Linked DNA regions of Mus musculus: regions 1 and 2 are each linked to region 3. Evidence: chromatin loops called from intact Hi-C (ENCODE). Cell type or tissue: heart. All regions are shown on one strand. Links, peaks and the distances in the headings refer to the core of each region. The heading gives the core; the rest is flanking DNA. Region 1 overlaps Gm35438 (a long non-coding RNA gene). Region 2 overlaps Gm35438 (a long non-coding RNA gene). Region 3 holds the start of Gm35438 (a long non-coding RNA gene).

Region 1 (7,866 bases), core at 1,760-6,759, 51 kb before region 3:
GCTGGGCACATGTGTCAGCACATCAAGGGATGTGCTGTTCCCAGGCAACACATTAACTGAACAACTTTTATCTATAGAGAAGCATAGAGCCCAAGAGAGCATGCAGTCCAAGAAGTTTTGTTCATTTATGGTTCAAGTACCCTTATACATGTAGCTTGAAAGTGATGTCACACAAAGAGTTCAATCATGTTATATATGAAGCAAGGTTCATGATGTGAAGTGTTCTTCTTCTGGTATCATGTTAGAGATCAAGATGTTTCTATTTTGTGTTTGTGAGTTACGGATGCGCAACCTGCAATCTTGACATGATGAAGTACATGGGAGGAAAGGCACAGGTTGTGTACAAGTACCACCATTCAAGGAAACATAGGAGAAACTCTGACATCCATGAAATTTGGTTGGCAGGTGACCAAGCCAGCTCAGTCAGTCAACAGGGTTTCAAGGGAGGGAGTGAGGATTGAAAAAGAAGGAAAACAATTAGACAACACTAGAACATGGCTCCAGCCAGTGCTGAGGCGGGAGCAACTCTATGTCTCTCTAGCCTGCTTTTATATCATTCTAGGTACATCCAAAAACTACGGTCAGTTCTTAGAGCAAAGACAAGGTAGTCAAGCAAAGTAGTAATCAAGGCGATCACACGAGATAGTAATTAAGCAAAGTAGAAAGGCAAAGGGTCACACAAGGTCATAATTAAGTAAAGTAGTCAGCAAAGAGATCACATAAGGTAGGAATTCAGCAAAATAGTAAGAAAAGCCCCATGATCATTGCTTCTAATATTCTTATCTGAGCCTACTTCCTTGTCCAAGCCCAGTGACAAATGCCAAATTCCTAGAAACTGCACCAAAAGCCCTCAACAGACAGGGATCCTGGGACGTATGCTTGGTGTATACTGAGGGATGACTGAAACACAAATTCTCACATTTAATGTCAGTGACTTGGGATCTCCTGCTGTCTCCCTATGAAGTCTAAGGATGTGCACGCCTCAGGCTAGAATGAATATATGAGTTGGGACTCATCCATCTCAATACCTCCATTTTTTCTTTTAGTGTTTCTGTACTCCTAAGATACAATGTATAAGTCCTGAGATGGCACCAAAATGGATAGAGCCAACCACAGAATCAGTATCTTTTGTGACGCATACTGTGGGGGGTCCTGTATATAGGTGTAACAATTGAAAATTTCACAAAACCTCCAATTCTACATTGACAAAACAACATATTTTCATTAAAGGACACAGAAATTAGGGTGGAGCTGAGCTGTTAAGCATCCTCCGTGGCGATCATTGTCCATAGAACCAGAAGGTGCTGTGCAGAATGCTGGAGGAGAACCTTCACAGTCTTACTCAGCTTTGAAGCTTTTGTGCAATAGCATTAACCTACCAGCAAGATATGCCTACCGTGCAATTGGTGGTATGAGTGCTTTGCAGGCGGGGTTGGGGGAAAGGTCACTAACTGCCTTCTGATTGGATTTGAGGACCACTCCACAGGAGGGGACACATCCCTGCTACAGGAAACCCACCCAGACCCCTCTGGCTGGTGAGAGAAATTAACAAATCTAGCTCCAGCAGTGAAATGTTGGCTTTCACTGTGGCTTGGGGGGGGTTGGGGTCTATTTTGATCTTTCAAACTGAACCCTTAACTATAATGTCTGTTTTCATTGTGAAGAAATTACCACACTGGTACTACCATGAGAGTCTGGGCTGAAAGCTGCGAGTTTTGATCTTAGCTGCTTCCTACTTGCCTTACAATTCTGGTAAATTCCTTTCACTTACTGACTCTCCATTTCTCCACCTTCAAACAAGCCAATGATAAACTCTGACTCAGTCACTGCACACAGTTGTTATGAGAACCAGATGGGAAAACAGATGCGCACTATCCAAATGTGAGCTCTCTTTCCCCCCAGAGCTGTTTGAATAAAACACATTTGCCATGTGCACATTTGGCAGGCTCACATCCCAAATAGAGACCGTACTGAAGTTTGATGCCACAGACCTTTGGTTTACAATAAGAATCACAGTGCAGGGTGTTCTGTGGTTAAAATAACGCCACCCACACTGTCAAAGCCAAGACTTTCACACGGGTGCCAGTGAGCCCTATTCTGTAATCCAATAAGTCTTCTAGAGATGTTGACTATGGCTTTCTCCTGGCAACAGTTCTTAGCATTAGCAAGGAATGTGTTCTTTACTAACACACAGGTTTTGTTGGACTCAAAGGGCAGAAGAAAATCATAAAAGATACTCTTAGAAAACTTGTATCTTAGGAGATAATTTCAAGAGCAATTACAGATTTACAGGATGCTGTAGTTTTGATCTTCAAATAAGCCCACGTCACTATTCTTACAATTGGCCTTACTAAGCTTTTTATTTGGCCCTGTCCTATGCTGGCAGCTGATGCAATGCAGGGCAACTTGGTGAGAGCAGCCGTAGCAATCAATCACATATTGCTGTATTATTCCCTTCAATACAATGAACACTGTGGAAGGAATTTCCCTGAACACCATGTCTAGAACAGAAGACCAAGTCCAGATTGTACTTGATCATAGGACAAATCTTCAGAGTTGTAGGCAGCTGGCAACTTTGCAGAGTGGTGTTATGAGTAGGTCCTTTGGATTTCTCAACATCTACGGTTGTTTAAACATACAAAGAAAAGGAAATCCAAGATAGTCCTTGAAAAATCCGACTTCTTTAAAAATGTTCTGGCCTGATTTCATTCTTGGTACTTCATAGAGCACGCGTGAAGCCAGGCTAGATTTGTTCAGCTTCACGAGAAGCTCCAAGCAGGAGGTGCCACTCCTCAGTGTCCATGGTGACAGCCTTCTTATAGCCTTCCCAGGAAGAAAACATTCCTTTCAGTTTCCATCAGAGAGAGTCACGTTCCCTCCTATGTTAACAGATCTCCCCAAGCCTTCCGAAGTTAGCCAAAAGCTTTATCTTCAGCAACATTGGCAATTAGAATATGTTTTCTTCAGTGTCTAGGCTCTCTCCCTACCTACAAGTGCTAGATTCAGTTTCTTGAGCAAATTGTGTAGACACCATCGTTTTTTACACCATGGGTCTGCACATGAGACTGGGGTTCAAAGCCATCCCCAACAAATACTTAAGAAAACAGTAGCATGGTGCTTACCTAATATCTTCCAGAAAATTGAAAGCTATAGGATATTTCTCAAATTATTTCAAGATGCAAACGGTATTTTGATACAAAATTAGATGAAATATTATAAGAAAATAGGCCAATGCACCCCATGATCAAAGACATAAAAATTCTTCAGGTATACATCTCTACTTATTTAATGAGTTATTAAGAAATAAACAATGCAGTCTCTTATTATAAATATGGATTACCTACTATATTTTACTTAGAGTGGAAATAATCTTGTCCTGCTTCTAACACTGATATATTGCTTGCATCCATATCCTTGCTTACACGAATTTATAGGTTATCATCATTTATGAAGGCAAATGAAAAGAATTCCCAAAGAACATGCTGGCAAATCAAATTCAAATGTATAGAGTACATAATCTGCCATGACCAAATCATAATTCCCAAGCTAGTCCAGGAATGCTAAATATTAAGCAATCTAATACGGCATGTCAATGGATTGAGTAAGGAAGAGCTTAGAGAAGGCTTTCTGTAAAAGTCAACTGACAACTAAGTAAAAGCCCTTTGAAATCCAAGATTGTAAGGAAACTTCATTAAAATGGTAAAGAGCAGGAAGGAGAGAGAATGACAGGGAGAACATACAATCTTAAGGGCCAACATGACATTTTTCAAAATTACTGCCATGTGCTTGACATTTCTTTTTTCTAAGACCCTCAATACAATGAAAGTTTAATGCTTACCAAGGATGCCTGTGGCTCGTTCACACTCGCTCTTCATGCTAACCACCTCCTGGACTCAGGCCCCTTATGTGTCTCTAGTCTGCACCACACAGAGTGGCCTTGGGTTGTTGGGTCACTTGGTGCCACAGAGCTCAGACTGTATTTCACCTCCTATTTTGGCCAAAGAGTCAAGGCAAAAGTGTCTATGAGTCACACCACTGACAAGAGATAGGAAGAAAGCCAATGCAACCGAGAATGTGGTCTCCTTATACTTCATCAAATGAGAAAGCTTTTTGAAAAGACACCTCTTTAGTTTTACATTTAAAGAGCCATTTATCTCGTTAGCACAGTTTTTGTCTTATAATTCAAAGTATTTAATAATGACAACAATTTTGCAGTTTTCTTTTAAAAAATATTATTATACACATTTAAACACATGAACGCTTGATTATCTCTCTCACATTATGAACATTTTCCTCGGTAACAGATTTGTCTAAATAATCCTTTTATCACCCAAACATCAGGGCAGGACTGAACCAGGACTATGTTCTACTGTTGGCTTCTGTTTTGTTCCAATTCTCTTAAATACTGAATTGTAAAGGAATATATAGACCTACTCTCATCCACACAGCAAATTGAAAACCTTTTAGATGTCTTTCATAACACAGATCATTCTCTAATCTTGACAGGAATCATCAGCTATACAATCTTAAAGAGACAAACCAGAGACTTTTCATAGATAGTAGGATGAGCAAGCTAGGAATCAACATTGTCCATTAATCTGTTTTTCAAAATCAATCAATCAATCTATCTATCTATCTATCTATCTATCCTATCTATTTGTATGTATGTGTTTGTATGTGAGTTTGTATATGTGTATAAATGGACATGAATGTCTGTGTGTGTATGTGTGTGTGTGCGTGTGTGTGTGTGTGTGTGTGTGTGTGTGTGTGTGTGTGTGTGTGTGTGTGTGTGTATCATTAGTTTTTCGGTCTCTATGGAGACCAAAAGAACATGTCAGATCTCTGGGAACAAAATTTGAGAAAATTCTCATATTTAATTGTAATAAGTCAATCGATGGTATCTAACCAAATAAAAAATAAGGCAAAACAGTAAAATTATATAATTTGGAAAATGGAGTGTGATAGACTATTAGCAATAAAATCAGTAAGAGTTAATGATACTTGTCTCTGTGTAGATACATTTGGGAAGAGGCATGAGTAAGAAAGTAAATGCTGGGTTTCATTGTATCATTGTGGAACCTTTTGACTTTTAAATTGCCTGCTCTAAAAATAGTAACTTTAAAAAAGAAAGCCAGGTGCAAACAGAAGAGAGGGGGCTGCTTTATGCTTTGGCATAAGGAAAATAAAACTGACATTCTAAGAAACCTAATGGCTCTAACTCTACCGTGACAGAGGGGGATGTGTGGGCTGCATGGGCAATACCACAGGCATAAAGACTGGACTCTGGCTTCAGTTTAAACATCTGCACAGCTTTCCAAATACATACCTGGTTCACAGACCGTTATCTCCGTGGTATCCACTCCCTGAGCCAGCCAGGGAGGACATCATCTATCACTGAGGCACTTTTGGATCAGAGGACCAAATATTTGCAAGTAGAAAAGAATGATGGGAAAGATGAGATGGTGTAGGGATGGGGAGAGAATACAGTCATTGGGGAGAAGGTGGGAGGGCCTATGAATTAACTAGTTTATGCCTGTCTGAATTTTGCACTATGCTAAGCATCGCACATACACAATAATGTGACAATCATCATTTCTCATTGGTCCATTTTACCAACAAGAAAGCTGGGAATCTGCAAGAAATCTATCAACTAAAGGTACTCACCAATCAATTGGTGTGTGTGCAGGGCATGGATTTGTACCAAGTATGCATGCTTGTACCAAAGTCTTATGCCATGATAGAATTGAAAAAGAAAATCAGAGACCTTTGTCTCTGAGAGACCTTTCCTTCCATTCCCTGAGCTCATCTATATAGGATCTGATATTATGCCTTACCTTTTTAAACTATGGCAGGACACACATAACATAAAAGGTGTCGTTTTAACCACTTCAAAGGAAGCAATTCAGAGGAACTATTTTAGTTTGGTATCTATTGCTATAATAAAACACCATGATCAAAAACAACTTGGGGAAAGGGGGGGGGGTATATTTTGACTTATAGCTTACAGTCCATCATGAAAGGAAGCCAGGGCAGGAACTCAAGCAGGGCAGACACTTAGAGGCAGAAGCTCAAGGCAGGAACCTGAAGACAACTGAAGCACAGACCATGGAGCAATGCTGCTTACTGGCTTGTCCCCATGGATTGCTCATCATTCTTTCTTATATAACTGAAGCCTCCAAAGCTGGAAAAGATGACTGGTTCATATAAAGGTATAGCCTACTGTAGTTTTAGATTTAAAAAGAACCCAAAACTTTTATGTGCCACTCTGATGGCCTGTAGTTCTCAACCTTCCTAATGCTGCAACCCTATAACACAGTTCTCCTCTTGGTGTGGTGACCCCCCACCCCCCAACCCTAAAATTATTGAGAGAGGCTAAGCTGACTCCATGACAGGATTCAAATTGGCAGTTCAGGAGACTAGGCCTAAATCTCTGTTTCCAAGAACTGGGCAAGTCCAGGCAAGTCCATGCCCTGCCACCTGACCTGAGGCAAGGCCAGTGGGTCAGCAGCAGTTTCCAGACTTACTCAGCAACAGTTGCCATCCCCCCATCCCCCATACCAGCAAAGGTTCTGGAATGTCTCTAGGGATAGAGCCAAAAGATTACAATAGAGGCCACCTACCCTATCCCAGAATTTCCATAATGTTCTTTAAATTGGGCCTGCAAGCTCACTAGGGCACCTCCATCTTGAAAGGTGGTAGACCCCAGCATGCTGGACTTCTGCAAATAAAACACTCTTTGCTTTTGCATACTATTTGAGTCTGGGATATCATTCTTCAGCAAATCGTGGACCCTTAGATTTGGGAGCTCATCTGGGATTCACTGGAGACTGCCCTGACCCAAAGAGTGGAGTGTTTTTCTGACTGGTAAGTTGGCTTTCATCATCTCTGTGTTTCTGTTTCAGATTTAATCTGGAGGCTGAGAGGGACAGGGCAGACAATATTTCGTCACCTGGCCAGGGGCAATGGAGGACACTCCAGACCCCTTACTAGAGGCAGGAGAACTTGCCAGTTCTCATCTGATTTCTGAACCAGGTCTGTGGGCCTCCCCTGAGCAGGGAGGTCTAAGACCGCCTGAGACAGCCTTTTCCCTCCCCACCCCACACCCCTCCCCTGGGAATGTATCTGTCTGTGTGAGTTCTGTTTCTGCTTTTTTGTCCTCTCCTACAAACTTTTCTTTGATTCCTGGGATGGAATAGGCACAAAGCACCCGGTCCTGAGACATTTTAAGGACATTTGCAGAGTCCCGGAAGACTTTGGTCTGGTTGTTCCTCTCCGCAAACTAACTGTCTTCTGCAGGAATGAATGGCCCACCTATAAAGTAGGATGGCCTGAGGAGGGAACTTTCTATATTCCCATCATTTACAGGGTAAAGATTAAGTATATGAGGTCTGGGGTCACCCAGACCAAGTGTCACATATCACCACGTGGCAATATCTGGTTGAGAAGCTCCCTGTTTGGATGAGACCTTTTTTTGTCACCAGCCTCTCTTTCCCCACCCTTCTTCTTCTTAAAAGGTCATCTTCATCCCCCTGCCTCTGCTCCCAGGGAGGATCTCTGTCACCTACCTTATGTTCCTGCTGCTACTGCCACTGCATGTGCCCAGCCAGCACAAGCAGAGGGAAGAGCAGCCCCTGACTCCCCTGACTCCACTTGGAATTCACCTCACATTTGGGCCCATACTACCCAGAAGACAGACTCTACTATGGCCTTACTCCTCCAGGCTACAGGACCCCTAGATGCTCAGGGGAGACAGTTCATGGCATATGTGCTGTTCGCCAGTAATGATCTTTACAATTAAAAGTTGCAGAATACCCCATTTTTAGAAAGACCATCAGCTCTCACAGGTCTTCTAGATTCAATCATGCA
Region 2 (7,866 bases), core at 1,372-6,371, 130 kb before region 3:
GAAAATAGATTATTCTCCATAATGTGGGTGGGTCTGTAGGTGTGTCTGTGTGGGTCTGTGAGGTGAGTCTGTGTGTGGATCTGTGGGTGGCTCTGTAGGTGGGCAAATGGGTGAGTCTGTGAGTGAGTCTGTAGGTGGATTTGTGGGTGGGTCTTGCAGAATCCATGAAAAGTGTCAAGACCAGAGTCAGAGGTCTCCTACAAAGACATCCTGCTTCAACCTTGCACATGAAGTCATTGCCTGAGCTCATTTGTGGTCTGTCCTCCAGAAATTTGGCTTTGCACAGTTTTGTGAGCGAATTTATTCAAATAACTCACTTCTGTTGGCCTGTCTCTCTGTCTTTCCCTCTCTCTCCATATATATTAAGAATTAAGTAACAGCCTGATGGCACATGTCTTTAATTTTAGCATTTGAGTGGACAGGAAGATCTCTGTGCCACACTCGCGTAGTAAGGGCCTGTCTCTCCTCCCCAGTGAATAAGTAAATAAATAAAATAAAATACAATAAAAACATTCAGAAAGTTCACTCTAACTGCCTCCTTGCCTTGGGTAGGTAAGCTAGCATTAGATTTTCCTGATTTCCTGTTTGGTTCCTAAGAACATCTCTGAGCAGTCAACAAAGAAAAGAGCTCATAATTGTATTCTCATGATAGATAGCCAAGAGGTGACACTGCTCACAGCCCCTTTTAAAGAGGAGCAGATGTCATGAGTCACCTTGTGTGGTATAGTAGATTTGAAGCTAGGTGATGTTTGTGAGGAACTAACAGTTCCTTGTGAGCCACAGTGGCTCAACTTGGCAGGGCCCTAGCACCTATTTATAGCTTGAAATGCAGGGGGAGAGGTCATGGGAGGTGGTTCTCTTGTCAGATGATAACATTGCAGGTCATAGGTAACTTGATGTGGGTTTACTGCAACATGTTCTCTGAATGACTTCCTGGGACAGAGATGAACTACTATAAACTTCGTGTTGATAATCCAATATCCAGTAAGTTAGAAAAAAATTAAAGAGCCAGAAAATTAAAAATAGGTTTGAAAATTGGAAAAAATAATAAATATAATCCAATAACTGGAATACAGAACTAAAACAATGCCCCAGCAGGCTAGGTGCTCTCTTCAGATGTTTGCCCTACACTGTTGCAATAGCCACTAGAACTAGTCCTTTTAAAGAACAAAAACAATTTATATGCCAACCAATCATGGATTTCCTATATCTTATTCAATAACTAGTTCACATCATGATCTTTAAAATGTCCATCTATGGCTAATCATGATGTCACAGGCCTTTAATCCCACCACTTGCCAGGCTGCAATATGTGGATCTCTGTGAGTTAGAGGTCGGCCTGGCCTACATAGGTAATTTTAGGCTAGCCAGAGCTACCTAGAGAGGACTTTTCTCAAACAAACAAACAAACAAACAAAAAGTGTCCACTTTGGGATATAATGTATTTCACATTTATGTAGTTAAAGAGAATCTAGTCAGGGCATTCTTATTGGCAGCAACTATTTAGGTTAAAACTGGAGAACTATTTACATATAAACAATAGTTAAACCACACCAACACTGAGACAAATTGGCATTGCTTATTCAGAGGTGAACTCCACTGGGGTATCCACTTCTAGACACACAGAAGGGCCTGTTGAAACCTTAGTTGCTGGAAGTACATTCAAGAGTTAGCAGCTGTCTCAGTCAGCTAGGCTGTGGTTTTGTTTTTTGCCAAAACCAACAAGACAGCCACAAAGGGCAACACGTGAGCACTTGACCAGTCTTTAGTGCCTTTCATGTCCAACACCAGCCAGGCATTCCTGACTCAGGCCAGGAAACCTGCGATAAGGATGCTGGTGATGAAACTCATAAACATGTAATGTCTAACATTCTGTACCTCCTTGTAGTTCATTATTTGACTGTTATTCTTAACTATTGCGGCTTTGGACCTGAACTACACATACTGTTGCCCCGTAGGTCCCAATATCAACCAACCATTGGGTCAAACATATTTGGGGTAAAAAGTGCATCTATATTAAACATGAACAACAGCCTTTGCTTAATATTTCCTAAACAGTGCAGTATATCAAGTAATTATAGAGAATTTACATTCTATGAGATGTTAAAAAGGAGTCTATTTAAAGTATAAGAGAGAATATGAGAGACTATAGGAAGATCAGAAAATGGCTATATGCAAGTACAACATCTATAAGGGAATTCAATCTCCTCTAATTTTGAAAAGACTAATGTATCCTTCCTCATTTCCAGATACACAGGTAAGATCCCTGTAACAAAACACAGTTTATCATGGGAAATACATACCCATTTGTTCTAGCTGCTTTTCTATTACTGTGTTGAAATATTGTAACCAAAAACAGCTTTAGAAAGGAAAAAGGTTTCTTTGTTTGCACTTTTTGGTCTCAATTTATTTCTGAGAGAATTCAGGACCAGGAACTAAAGGCAAGGACCAGGAGGCATGAACATCCCATGGACGGATGCTTTGTGGAGGGATTGGTATTCCTCTCTAAAGAGAAGACTATTCCAGCTCTAGTAAATGCTTTGTTATGTGTCTAGGGGTGGATGGGAAATCGTAATTACTAGCACAGTGTTGGGATGGACAAAATTGGAGGTTTGGGCTAGAGACAGGCTGGAGAAGTAGCTGTAATTTAGACCTGTATTTTAGATTCAGTACTAGGAGGCAGTTCAAAAGCACAGAAGGGACTAGGACCACACCAAAGCGTCTTTTGAAAGTAGGATACAGTAACTCTAACCACAACTGCCATGGTACATTAATGTAACCTTAGGCACTACTGCCAGCCAGCTGAGACAAGACTTCTTAACATACCTAAAGGAGGCATGCATCAGTCAAGGGAGAGTTTTTCAGACATAGATGCATATATGGAAAGAGAATTAGAAAGAAAGAAGTCAGCATGACCACACCCTGCATGAACTGGTGCTAGAAACCTAACAGGGGCAATGAAGAAAAGGCACACATACAGGAAAGTTGGGATTGAGTGGGCTGTGTGTATTCTAATGGAAATGCAGCAACTCATAACCTCAAAAGGTGGTGGGTTTATTGTATACAGCTAAATAAGGAGGTGGAGGTATTGTGTACAATTGAACTAGGGACAGGTTTAGCCAATCTGTATAAGAGGTCTCTGTAGGGGAGCAGTCCTTGGATGTAGTGAGCATAAACAAAAGGGAGCTAATGGCTGATAGTTTCTGTGTACACTATCAACACTGGCACTTGAAGTAGGTGAAAGGTTTGTCATTTGAAATTCCCTGAGCCTGTCCTGGAGAAGGCCTTGCCATTCCCATGGGTATGAGGCATTTGGGGTCCTGAATATGGCTGTGCCCATATCAACAATACACATTCACTCAGGGCTTTATTGGCTCCTACACTGTTCCTTTCCAAATAGTACCCAGAGGAAGCGGGCTCTGCCAAGTAATTTTAATTATTACGGTCCCATCAGCAGGGCTCTGACTACTGTTGGGATTGATAAAGGGAATTAGAGCCAATTGACTTCAAGCAGCCCGGACCTTTTGCAATATAGACCTTATTGTGGAGATGAATGCTGACTGCTTGGCAAGTACACGGGCAGGAATAAGGAGAATCTGGCCATTGCAACCTCAGGCAAATGGCTATTAATAGGGAGGGTAGGAGCTGAGAATAAAAGGGTACACATTGGGAAATCACTGGTCCTTGCCAAGGTGCAAGAACTGTGGTCAAACTGAAGTGCTGCCTTCTATGGAAATGTGAACCCTTTTAGTGCCTTTTAAATTAAAGGGCAATAAGCCTGGTCACATGCCGAATTTTGGATAAGAAAGAACTGTAATGAATTTTCTTCAACCTTGGCTCTAGGTAGCAAAGAGCCTGGTAGATTGTTCTTTATGGCTGAAATATCAACGTTAAATTGTTAGCTCTTGCATAATTCAGTTGAAAAGAAAATTATTCCTTGAAAATGACATCCTGTTGAACTGACCCTAGAAAATATTTATTAAATGTCTGTCCATACATGAGATTTATCAAGATTCTGAAAACAAACCATTCCGCCTATGTAGATATTTCAAATGACTGACTGCAACCAGAAGACATACTAATACTTCAAGAACCATGACAAAAATAATCTAAAAACTGATTCCACTTTTTTCTGTACTCTTAAACAAAAGGCATGGGAGATTTGGATCTATAACCATGAACATTTGTAATCAAGATGTCCTCAAAACCCAGTGATTTCCTTTGAGGAATATATCTCTGCATTAAATAGCTAGAATTAAAAATAAATACGATTCTCCTTTGACTGAGGCTGGTGTCTTTGTTTTATTAAGGTGCTATGGGCAGAATTGTGTTGCCCCCAAGTTCATGAAGTGGGGTTGTGATGCAGAGTTATGGTGTTTGCACATGGAACCTTTGGAAGGCAATTAGGATTGAATGAAGTCACAGTGTCAGCCCCATGCCTAGCTTAGGATGCTCATAAGATCCGTCTGAGAAGAGCCTGCTTTCTGTTCACGTTCGTACATGAAAGAAAGCCCAAGCAAGACGGCTGTGGGCTGCAAGTTAGAACCTGATCCCTTACAAGAACTTAAGTCAGCCAGCAACTAGATCTTGACCTCCAGCCTCTGGACTGTGAAGAATGAATATCTGTGGCTAAAAGATGGTACTTGCTATGCCAGCCCAAACTGACTTCTCATGTTTCTCCTCCATTCACTGCTGCCAATCAACTATGACCAAACTTGGCACAAACGAAACAATTTGATATCATCTCAGGTACTATTTGAGTGATGAGGGTCTTTATTACCCACATTGAAACTCCAAAATACATTTTGGTATTTGGAATTTCATTATTTTCATCTGAACTGGGCAGTTATAGTTGCAAGTACATAATAAAAATGAACAATGCAGGTCATAATTGTATTGTTTTGCCTGAATTTAAGTAGGTCAGGCTTCAGTGTCCCTCACATCTGAATTAACTTACAGATCTTAAAGCACTCTTAAACTCATGGGAGAAAGAGTCCCCTCTGAGAATATAGGAGGGCATGGTCTAGGTGGATAGAATACTTGAAGGGGGACTATCAACAGATATGGGTTGCTAGCATTTATTTTGTCTTCAGGGATATTTAAAAAATATGCTTTTAGTTGTTTGCTTTTCATGGGAATTTATGAGTACTTGGGAGCACAGGAGCCGTGTGGCAAATGCAACCTCTAGAATAACAAACTAGTTAGCATGCAGGCCATCAAGCCCACTATTGCTGGGACTGGGTGACAAAGTACGGATAAACTGCAAGAGACTTTTATTTTCAGAGTAAGTAACGTGATGCTTGGCCAGGTTTTGGCCTTGTTGGCGTTTGTTGTGAGTAAGGGGAGTTTGAGGGGTACAAGGGACCTTCTTCCCTTGAAGAAGTTTTTCTACGAATTTTAGCAAAATGTTCAAGACCAGGCACCTTACAGAATGGGGTCAAGGATCATCTCATGAGTCCTGCTAAGGAGGGACGATTTTAACATCACCGATTGCTAATAAGGCCCCAGGAAGAGGAAAGTGAGTTTTGCAGAAGACGTGTTATTTCATGGGCTCTTAATGCATTGTATACATTAGGAGGGTTCCCGGATGTCGGCAAGGGAAGGAAAGAAATGAAAGTTAGTTATAACGCAAATAAAGGAAGCTTTTACTGATTTCGATTTCCACCTTTGGCACAGAGCCGAGGGAGTCACGTGGGGAGTGTGTGTAATGAATACAAATAAATACCCTAGGGGCCGGGTGCCAAAACCTTAGGAGTGGCAATCAGAGAGGGAGAAAGAAGTAAAAGACAAGCCAGGAAGGAAATACTCAAGGAAATTGCCACAAGGTCCCCATCCAGAGGCATAGTTCCCTCCCAGGAACATTTATAACCTGCCCAAGCACGGGCTCACATCGGTTAGGACAGCTAGCAGATGTTTGTGTAAGATAGAGGCTACAACTGTCACACATTTGTAAGCACTCACACCTAAGCCATCTCCACAATCTAGTCAAAGAGAGTGTATTATTCTCCCTAACGTATGGATAAGGAAGGAGGACATAAAAAGTCTTGCTCTCTGTCCTATAACAAACAGCTACAAGAGGACTTGAACTCCGATTTGCATCCCGACTCAACGATTTCTCCATTTACCACGTCAAGACTTCACACACTGAGTAGAGAAACAGGTGTGGATTCTATAGCACTGGCCTTGAGCAAAACCTCCCAGCCCATATAAATAGCTACAAATAATCCATACCTGAGTAATGAGTCTCCATGCTCCCATCTCCTAACTTGTTTCAATAGTCTGCCTTGCCCCCAATGTACAAGGAACATCCAAGCTCAGAAAAAGCAACTTATCATACTAACCGTCTTGTTTCTTTAGACTCTGAAAAATTATGTAATAGCTCAGTTGCCATTTGACTATTATTCTTTGTACAGCTTTCAATCAACTGTCTGTGAGCAACACTGGTAAAGACAGAGCATGTTCGCAGTGACTGACATGGTAATTTCCCTTGAGGTGCAAGCTTATGGACCAGCAAGCTTAAACACGTTAAGTGAATTTGAAAATGCCACAACATCAAATAGTTTGAAAGTGTTTCCAAACTTTGAAGATCTTCCAAAATGTGCCCAAGAGTGACCTAGCTACTCATATGTGTTGTTAGTTGGACTGGAAATAATTTCAAAGGTTAACTTTACATGGAGTTAGTGAACAAATCTTTTCTTTTCTAGAATTTCCTAGTTCAAGTCTTTGATCCTCTGTGAACTGGATCAGACCTGGACCCTTCTGCCACACTTTCCTCATAGCCTGACTTACTTGTCTCCACTATGTCTTCCCACCCTAAGATATGGAAATTTAAGGTCCTTCCCTTATTCAGTTTCTTTGACATTCTCCTGTAAATCATTTAGTTTGACAAGTAACACGTGTCTTTGTGATTTCTCATGGGTAGTTGCCTTCATCCCTTGTCAAAATAATATTCTTCCTGGGGATGATAGGGACTCTCCCCTGCAAACAGACTTGCGAACTATAGCAAAATCCCAGCAGTGAGTGAGTAACCACAGTAGATCTTTAAGGTAGGGTCAAGTTAAGAAGAACTGATGAAGGGAGACAGAAGAATTATTAAGTCAAAAGGAATATGCTGGGCTGGAGAGATGGCTGAGTGGGTAAGAGCACCCGACTGTTCTTCCAAAGGTCCAGAGTTCAAATCCCAGCAACCACATGGTAGCTCACAACCATCTGTAACAAGATCTGATGCCCTCTTCTGGAGTGTCTGAAGACAGCTACAGTGTATTTACATATAATAAATAAATAAATCTTAAAAAAAAAAAAAGGAATATGCTGTTGTGATCAGGGCATCTCCCAACAAGACTGCGAAGGTCAGTAAAGAGTATGGAGGTAAACCACTTCTGAGATGGTTTCAGGGAACACTGTCTGCTTTATTCCTCTTATATAGTATAAGCCTCTCAACTGTGCTTGGTAGCATACTGCCTCAGATAGGACAGTGAATGTTCATAACACAAGGGTCTCTAAGCACCTAAAAGGAGATGTGCAGGGTACAGACATGTCAGCTGGCCAGTTATGGGCTACCCACACTGCTTTAGAATTCAGTGCTCTGACTTCTGGGAATACTCAGGAGCATGGTGTACTTTCTAGTTAGAATCACAATGTGCCAGTTCAATGGATCACCAGGTCATGCCTGCATTTTACTCTTCAAAAGTAAGATACCCCACAAGTTATCGGTAATAGGAAACCTGTTCCACCCAGAGGAGATAAAAGTGAGACAACGGTCTTATTACCTTCTGGATGGCAGGTGCTCAGTTAAGAGCTGAACCCCCACAGTGGGGACAGAGCTGATAGACCTGGTGGTAGGCAAAACAGTGATGGAAATATCTT
Region 3 (7,866 bases), core at 1,848-6,847:
TGCATGATGCATTTACATGGTTATATTCAGAACACAAAAAAAGTTGAGATTCTGTCTTGGGACAATCTGCGATATAGCAGAGTTTTTCTTCTTCAAGAAATATCAGATCAGGTTCAATGAACCGTTTTAGGGAAGGAAGCAAAGCAATTTCTAGCACTGGGTCAGAGAAAGCAAAGATCACAAAGAAAATGACTCGGAGCAGTGAACACCTGAGCCAGACTGGTGGCAGCTGCTGGGCTCTGGGGATTGTGTGACAGGAAAGAGTCTGCACAGCAGAGGAAATAACCAGCCAAGAGAAGAAACAGGCTACAGAACACACTGTTGTGGATAGCCCTGGAGCTAATTATGTTTGATGTTAATTCTGCTCTCCTGTGAGTGGTTGTGAACTAGGAATGAGTCAGCACTCAGGTGATTTCCTGTAAACCTGCTTCCCACCTTAATTTGTAAAATAAAGGAGAGTTGATGATTGAGCAGATAAAAGAGAAGGTGGAGCAGAAGGAGGGAAGAGGAAGGAGGAAACGGAAGAGGGAGAGGATGCAGAGGAGGAGGAGGAAGAAGGAGAAAAGTGGAGCAGAAGCACATGGCCTGGAGAAACTGCAAGTTCTAAGGGGTCTCATAAGCTGTGGAAGATGGTAGTGTAGTGGTAGATCTGCCCAATCTAGGCTCGCAGCATGTAATCATATGAACTGTGTTGTGTTTTCATTGCTGGGGAATATTTGGGAAGAGATTTACCGCAAAAAACACACATCTTCCATCTATACATCTGACAGGAATTTGTTTTAAAAACACAAAGAACTCCAAACAGTAAAGTCTGAAATTCCCTCCCAAGCTAGCCGATCCAATCAGTAAATTGACACATGAACCAACAGATAGTTCACAAAAGTAGTAATTCTGACCGTCAGTAAGAACCTGGAAAATGTTCAACAACCTTAGTCATCATGAAAATGGAAATCAAATTTCACTGAGGTCAAATTTCTCACCCCAGTCAGAAGAACTGTTATCACAAACACCAGAGATGATGTTACAATGAACACCAAGAAGGATGGAAAGGTAAGGAGCCCTTGTACATTGTTGGTAAGATAGCAGCAGCCTTTGCGAGTGGTTCTAGAGAAATTGCTACCTCCTGAGTGTGGCTGAAACAGAAGTCCTCCCTCATCTCAAAGAGCTATATGTATGCTGGACATCAGTCATTCAAATGGGGATTTCATAGGCTCACTTCAACAGATGTAAGACAGTGAGAAAACGGGCAAGTACTGACATTACTGAACCCAACCATATCACTAAGAACAAAACTGGTCATGGTGAGGGGGAGACTGCTAGGCAAGGGAAAATGGCTGCCCTCAGTGCAGCATGTTCTGTGCACACAGAGCCCACAGGTAACTTGGAAAGCTTTCTAATGAGCTTCTAGAAGTAAACTTTGATGGTGGTGGTAGGGTACACAGATGATAATGAAAATATCAAAAGACAGACCAGAAGGGATTTGTTCGACTTCCTCTTATCATTAGTTGATACAAGTGCAATTGTTTTCTCTGGGGACCAGTTGCCTTCAAAGACATTGCCATAGGAGACAATTTTCTACCACAGAATAGAAAGTTGCCCCAAACTTTAAGTTCGAGTTCTTAGTGGGAGGTCTGAGGACAGTGTGACAGCATGAACTCCTTTGCCCACCTCACTGTTCTACCAAGCCCCATGAGCTGCATGCTCATTTTGACATCATTTCTCTGTAAGGAAGTGCTGATGACTTTGGTCTGAACTGCTTTAATTTACATCCTGGAACACACAGGGAGCACTTTGCTGACAATTAAGTCTATCACAGCCCTCAGGAGACAGCATGGAGAAGGAAGTGGGAAATTTGAGCTAGCTTCCTTCAAAGCTCTTCTATTTCCAGCCCCATGTCACCGCTGGCTGAAAATCAAACCCAGACGGAAACCGAAGGTCAACAATGGAAGTGCACAGAGAGATGTAATTCCCATCCTATCCCCCAAGCTGAGAGAGCAATGGTACCTGGCTGGTTCCTCACCGTCAAATAGGATGCATGCATAAGTCTCACTTGCTAGATTTCAGCTTCCAAACTACTTTCCCTGTCCTTATTCCTTCACTTGACCATCAGTGTAGCCCACAATATTAGGAACTGCCTCCTCTACTTAGCCTAAGAGGCACGAGGCTCAAACAACTTGCATGATGTACCCAGGTCTCACACCCAGAAAAATAAGACATTATTTAGAGGTAGGTTTTCTGATTTGAAGTCCTCTTGGTACAATTAATTGGCCAGTCTTCATAAAGATTTAATACACACTGTTGGTGGGATAAATAGAATGACGGACAGAGAAGTGATGTATTTCGAAGCAAACACAATACGAAAAGCATAAATTAACTTTAATATTTGATAGAGCCAAGGAATATCTGCATATCTAAATTAACTCATTAGAAATGGACTTCAAACCAGAAAACCCAAATGGGAATTTGCTAGTTGCTCTTTCCCACAGTTGGCATTTGTCAGGAACTGACTTCTGAGTTGTCCCCGAGGAAGTGTGACATGGAGATTATGACTCTGGAAATGGACCAAGGAGATGACTCAGCCCATAAAGTGCTTGCCCTGTACGCAGGAGGACCTGAGTTTGTAAGGTACCTGCCTTGGGATCATAACCACCTGAATTTGATCCCAGAAAAGATACTGAAAAGCACCCAGGCATTGTGGTACATGGTCAAAATCCCTGCTCCAGTACTGTGAAGAATAGCTTTGGGGGTTTTCTAGCCAGCTAGTCTAGACTTCTGTTGGACTTCTGAGCCAGCCAGCCTAGACCACTGTTGGGAGCAGAACACGGAGGTCCTTGTACTCACAGATCTCCAGAGAACCCAGAAATGTTAAGCACACAGGATTGTCTTTCCAATGAAAAAGATGGGAAAAAACTGTTCTTCCATCCAGAAATCTGAGAATTGGAAGTTATGAAGAGCCTAGTGATCCACGTTATCTGCTGGGCCAGGCCACATCAAGCTCCTCTAACCGTGACGAGAGATACCTGGTAATCTAAATGATTTTTATAGCCAGAGGCTCCCTTAAGCTCCCACAACCAGGACAAAGGGGTCCCTGAAGATTACTTGGTAAATTCTAGGTCAAGTGAGAAATACTATCTTTAAAAAAGAAGACAGACTGAACTTGAGGACGACACTCAAAAATTTTTTTCTACACAATACAAAGGCACACACATACACACGCACACATGCACAGGTGCATGCACACACATATCCCTCTGGGAGTAAATACCCTAACTTTCAATTGACCCCACTGACCACTTACTAGCGATGCATCCAAGTGGAAAGTGTTTATGGCTTGTCCATGAAAGGAATTGTGTACAACCTACACAGTCAGTTAACCATTTTAAATATCAGCTATATATTATGTAATTAAAGTTGTGCTGGAGGCTGGGGACACTATCGTGCTCAGTATACAGATGCAGTAGATCTGTAGCATGTGTCAGCCTCTGGATCTCATCACCCACACTGCAAGACTAAATAAAGAAGATTGAAGCTGGCCATGCTGCTGCACACTTGTAACTCCAGCACTTGGGATGCCGAGCCAGTTCAGCTACAAAGCAATAATACTTTCTCCAGTAAGTAAACGAGTAAATAATGTTGCTCCTATCTGAGCTTTTCCCTTTCCTAATATCCACTTCCAGATCATTTCTTGTTCAGTGTGGATGTAAGTGTGGTCCTTACTAAATCTGAGCAATAACCACAAGTCACCCCTTGCAAATCAGACACTATGTCACGCACTAGCTACAACCCAAGGACACCGTGAAACTCCGAGGGCACATGAGGATCAACCATTGCGCAAGCCAGCAGCAGACCAATGTTCTCACTGAGCAGCAAATGTACATCATGTGCCACAGCATGCAAAGTGCCGGAACGTCGATGACACTTGAGAAGGTGGCTGTGGTGACTAATTGTGACTCTTGCTCTATAGCGAACACCAAACATCTATTGGCTATAAAAGGAAGTTATTGGTGATTGCTCTTGTCAATCTGCCAGGACTTAGAATCATCTGGGAGGCACACCTGCAAGTGTGTTTCCAGAGAGGATAAAGTGAAGATGGGATCTCAAAGTGGGATTTCATCTTCTAGGAGGTGAGCCAATATAAGAATGTCTCAGCAGTCTGCATATGCCTGCCTTGCTCTTTATGAGTATATCTGTCTATCATTGCATCAGCTGCTTATCTGTCTGTCACTGCACTTGGCACACTCCACCCACATCAGCTGCAGACTCCCTGTGCCTTCCAACGTGGGCTCAGCACGAATGACTCTCCAGGGATCTTCCAGGCTTACAGAGAGGCAGGGTGGCACTGCAGAGGATTCCAGCTTTGTGGATGGAGCAGCTACCATGTTCCCCAACCCTCCAGCATGTTGACAACCATTGTTGCGCTTGTGAAAACAAATCTCAGAATACTATATACTATATATACCTCCTATCATTCTGTGCCTCTGGAGGACCCTGTCTGATACAACATGATACAATATAACCGGAATGCCTGTGTTCACATTATAGCTAAGTCACTTGTGGAGAGACTCCAGGTGACTTGTTTAATCTCCCCATGCCACAGTTGTTCTCCTGGAACCTGAGGGTAGCTTTAGAACCTCGCTCGGACAGTCTCTAAGTAAGCTAATGTAAATGAGTCTTTGAAGAGTACCTGAAACTTAATAAGCACTGTGCAGCTGCTTGCTTTTACTATTAGGAAAATAAGAGATAAGTTTAGGCTAAACTATTGGTGAAATGTAGAATATAAGTATTTTTAGGATGATGATGATGGTGGTGGTGGTGGTGATGATGATGGTGGTGTTTTGTTTTACTTTTAACATATGTAATATTTGCGGGGTTTTATATTGGCATAGCTTTTTACTGAGTAATTTGGCAATATGCTGAGAACTTTTAAAACACTTTCACATTTATCTGTCCTACTCAAAGAATATAAATGACAGATACACAAGCATAAGGAGGCGATGAAGAGTAGGAAAAAACTTTCTTGTTCAAAGACCCAATAAATAAATCTTTAAAGGAAAAAAAAATCAGAACCCCCTGAAGGCAACAAACATTGTTTTTATTATTTTACAGATTTCTTACTCATGTTCCTTCTTAATTTTCTCTTCGCTGCTGTCTTAGAGCTATAAGCAAAGTCAAAAGGAAAGGAAAGGGTCTGCACATTCATTAGGAAATATCAAACTCTTGACTTGATGATGATTTTATTTTATTTTTGAGAACCCTAGATATTCTATTTTAAAAAAACTAAAAAGAAAATTTTTTTCAATTTGATAAGATGACTTAATCCAGGATAAATTAATAGAACACTGATAAGTCTTCCCTCTTCGAGCAATAAGCACCTAGTTATGAAATATGGATAGTATTTATAATAGCAAACAATGGTAAAGAAATGCAGCAAAGCAGGCTTAGTACCATTACAAATAAATCTATGCAATCTGTATGACCTGGCCAAGAACCATAAACCAGACCTGCTCAAATGGAAAAAAAAAAAAAAACAAACCTATTCTAAGCGGTGTCTGTCACTATACTTACATCTGACGAGGGCAAAGAACAGGAGTGGGCTTGGTATCGTTGGATAACAATGCAGAAGATGGATGACCTGATACTTCACTCAGTCATCCAGCGAGGCTCCACGCTACTCCTCAGTCACAATCTAGATCTGGCCTGCGTTCTCGTACAGCTTGACAGTAATAACCTAAGCCAAGATGGTATGAAAACGTAATGCATGAGGGTTGGTGTAAGTTAGGTTGATCTTCAGTGTCATCTCCACCCACACCATCACGTGACATGTAGAAATGGGCCTGAGAAGGTATAATTTGCTCAACAAGTTCACACAGCGGTCAGTGAGAACCAACTGCAATCAGGGTTCAGTTCTCCCGACTTCCTCCACATGCGTTTCTGCCTTTCGGATAATAGCCAGAGGCTTTTCACTATGTTTTGACAGAGGGTTTTTGTGTATATTGTGTGTGTGTGTGTGTGTGTGTGTGTGTGTGTGTGTGTGTGTCTGAGAGAGAGAGAGAGAGAGAGAGAGAGAGAGAGAGAGAGTTGTACGTGTGTGTTAAATACTTATATGTGTAAGTTTTTTGCCTGCATGCACGCATGTACATAGTGGGTATGCCTGATGCTTTCAGAAGTCAGAAGAGGGTGTTGGATCATCAGGAGCTGGAGTCACAGATGGTTTCAAGACACCACATGCAGAGAAGAAACTACACCCAAGTCTTCTGCAAGAGCAACAAATGCTATGCCTTCTCTCCAGCCTATTTTAAGATGTTTTTACAGTACAAATTTTACACATGCAAAAAAATAATAATCCTGAGCATTGTCATGGTGCTGGTATTTTATTAATTAATATTTTGCAATAATCATGGAACATATAAATAAGAGACTGTCAGGCTACTTATTAAGAACATGTAAATAGCATGATGGTACAATGCCTTTAATCCTAACAGTGGGGAGACAGAGGCAAGTACATCTCTGTGAGTTCAAGGCCATCTTGATCTATATAGTGAGTTCCATGATAGCCAAGGGCTACATAGAGAAAACCTGTCTCAGAAAAGAACAAAAACAAAAAATGAACGTTTAAAACAAAAAATGAACTTGTAAACATAGGTGTAGATCTATACGTGGAAAATAATAAAATGCTAATTGCCATTGAGATATAGCGGCAGCTATAAAATTTTCCACTTACCATCAACCAGTCTGTTTAAATTGCGTATGTATGATAAATATATGGAATTATATATTTAGATGTATTTATGCACTCATTTGTATAAAACTATATAGGTATAAATATCACTAAAATGTACATAATTTATAAACGAGTGTATACCTGTGTGTATTTACACACACTTACATACACATATAGAAAGACATGTTTTCGGATGAAGGCTTAAGGAGCTAATAAGTATTTTGGTGTTAAAATCTGAGGCAGATACAGCTCAGCATGATGATTGGTTAAGGTCCGAAAGCTTGGGGTGAATAAATTCATAGCATCCTTAAGCACCTGTATGCATGTGGCCCCCACTTACAGAGGCACGCACACACATACACACATTATTAAGATATAAATCTTTGAGGGGGATGAGGGACAGCAGGATGACTCAGCGCTAAAAGTGATTGCCAAGCCGAGATGACACTTGTGTTCAGTTCCTACAAGCCACCGTAGAAGAAGAGAACCAATTCCAAAACATTGTCCTCTGATCTGCACATGCGTGTGTCATGGCCCATGAGTGCCCAAATTCACAATCATTCATAAACGCACACACACACACGTTTTTAAAGCATGTGTGCGCGTGCGCGCGCGTGTGTGTGTGTGTGTGTGTGTGTGTGTGTGTGTGTGTGTGTATGCTTAGTATCAAGTAATGCACATTTCTAAACTTCTAGAGTAATTTAAGTATAATTTAAGCATCTACTAGAGCCATACAAGTAACTCAAAAAACTCTTATCTAAACAAGGTGATGGACATTCTAAATGGGGAAGTCAGTGCCCAGTCGGAGGAGGACACTGGCTGGCAAGGGTTTCCTTTCAAAACCTCACTGCAAAGTCTTCCTTGCTTCTCCTTTTTCTAATAGCATAGAATATGGACTCAGTAATCTTGCATCATCATGAGAAGCCATGCACTTACTTGGAGCAAACCCGGATGAGCAGGGATCCTCGGCGGCAGCCTTAGCAGTGTCTCTCGCCCCAGACTGCCAGTTGGTATGCATCCCATCTCAGGAGGAAATGATGGTTAAATACCAAAACATCTTCCAGTGTCAGCCCCACATGGAACCCTCAAGAACAGGTACAAGTTCTCTTTAAATTATTTTGACGCAGTCATAGTTTTGATGTCCT

The links. Hi-C counts contacts between places; a loop is a spot of excess contacts. Peaks named below come from ENCODE experiments on the same cell type or tissue, not always from the same donor. Only the 100,000 strongest peaks of a DNase experiment are listed, where the experiment ranks them.
Region 1: it touches region 3 in a loop (2.3-fold over the local background); 3 of 42 quality-filtered maps call a loop at or near these places.
Region 2: a loop joins it to region 3, with 5 times the contacts of the local background. A loop is called at or near these places in 3 of 42 quality-filtered maps.

Annotation. Positions count from the first base shown.
Region 1 is chr19:27,258,391-27,266,256 of GRCm38, forward strand. It overlaps Gm35438 (a long non-coding RNA gene), which reads right to left. Exons shown (of 8, transcript XR_003952921.1): 3 at 3,839-3,988. Among named protein-coding and RNA genes, the nearest start is that of Vldlr, 45 kb to the left of the region's middle. In heart, for the core only: no CTCF peak of the experiment used is centred there; no DNase peak of the experiment used is centred there.
Region 2 is chr19:27,174,990-27,182,855 of GRCm38, forward strand. The region is part of intron 4 of Gm35438 (a long non-coding RNA gene); the gene reads right to left. Among named protein-coding and RNA genes, the nearest start is that of Vldlr, 38 kb to the right of the region's middle. In heart, for the core only: no CTCF peak of the experiment used is centred there; a DNase peak (open chromatin) is centred at 1,782.
Region 3 is chr19:27,308,957-27,316,822 of GRCm38, forward strand. It overlaps Gm35438 (a long non-coding RNA gene), which reads right to left and starts at 7,742. Exons shown (of 8, transcript XR_003952921.1): 1 at 7,658-7,742; 2 at 5,566-5,728. Gm35268 (a long non-coding RNA gene) reads left to right here and starts at 3,919. Exons shown (of 4, transcript XR_386629.3): 1 at 3,919-4,124; 2 at 7,605-7,816. In heart, for the core only: no CTCF peak of the experiment used is centred there; DNase peaks (open chromatin) are centred at 3,495 and 3,815.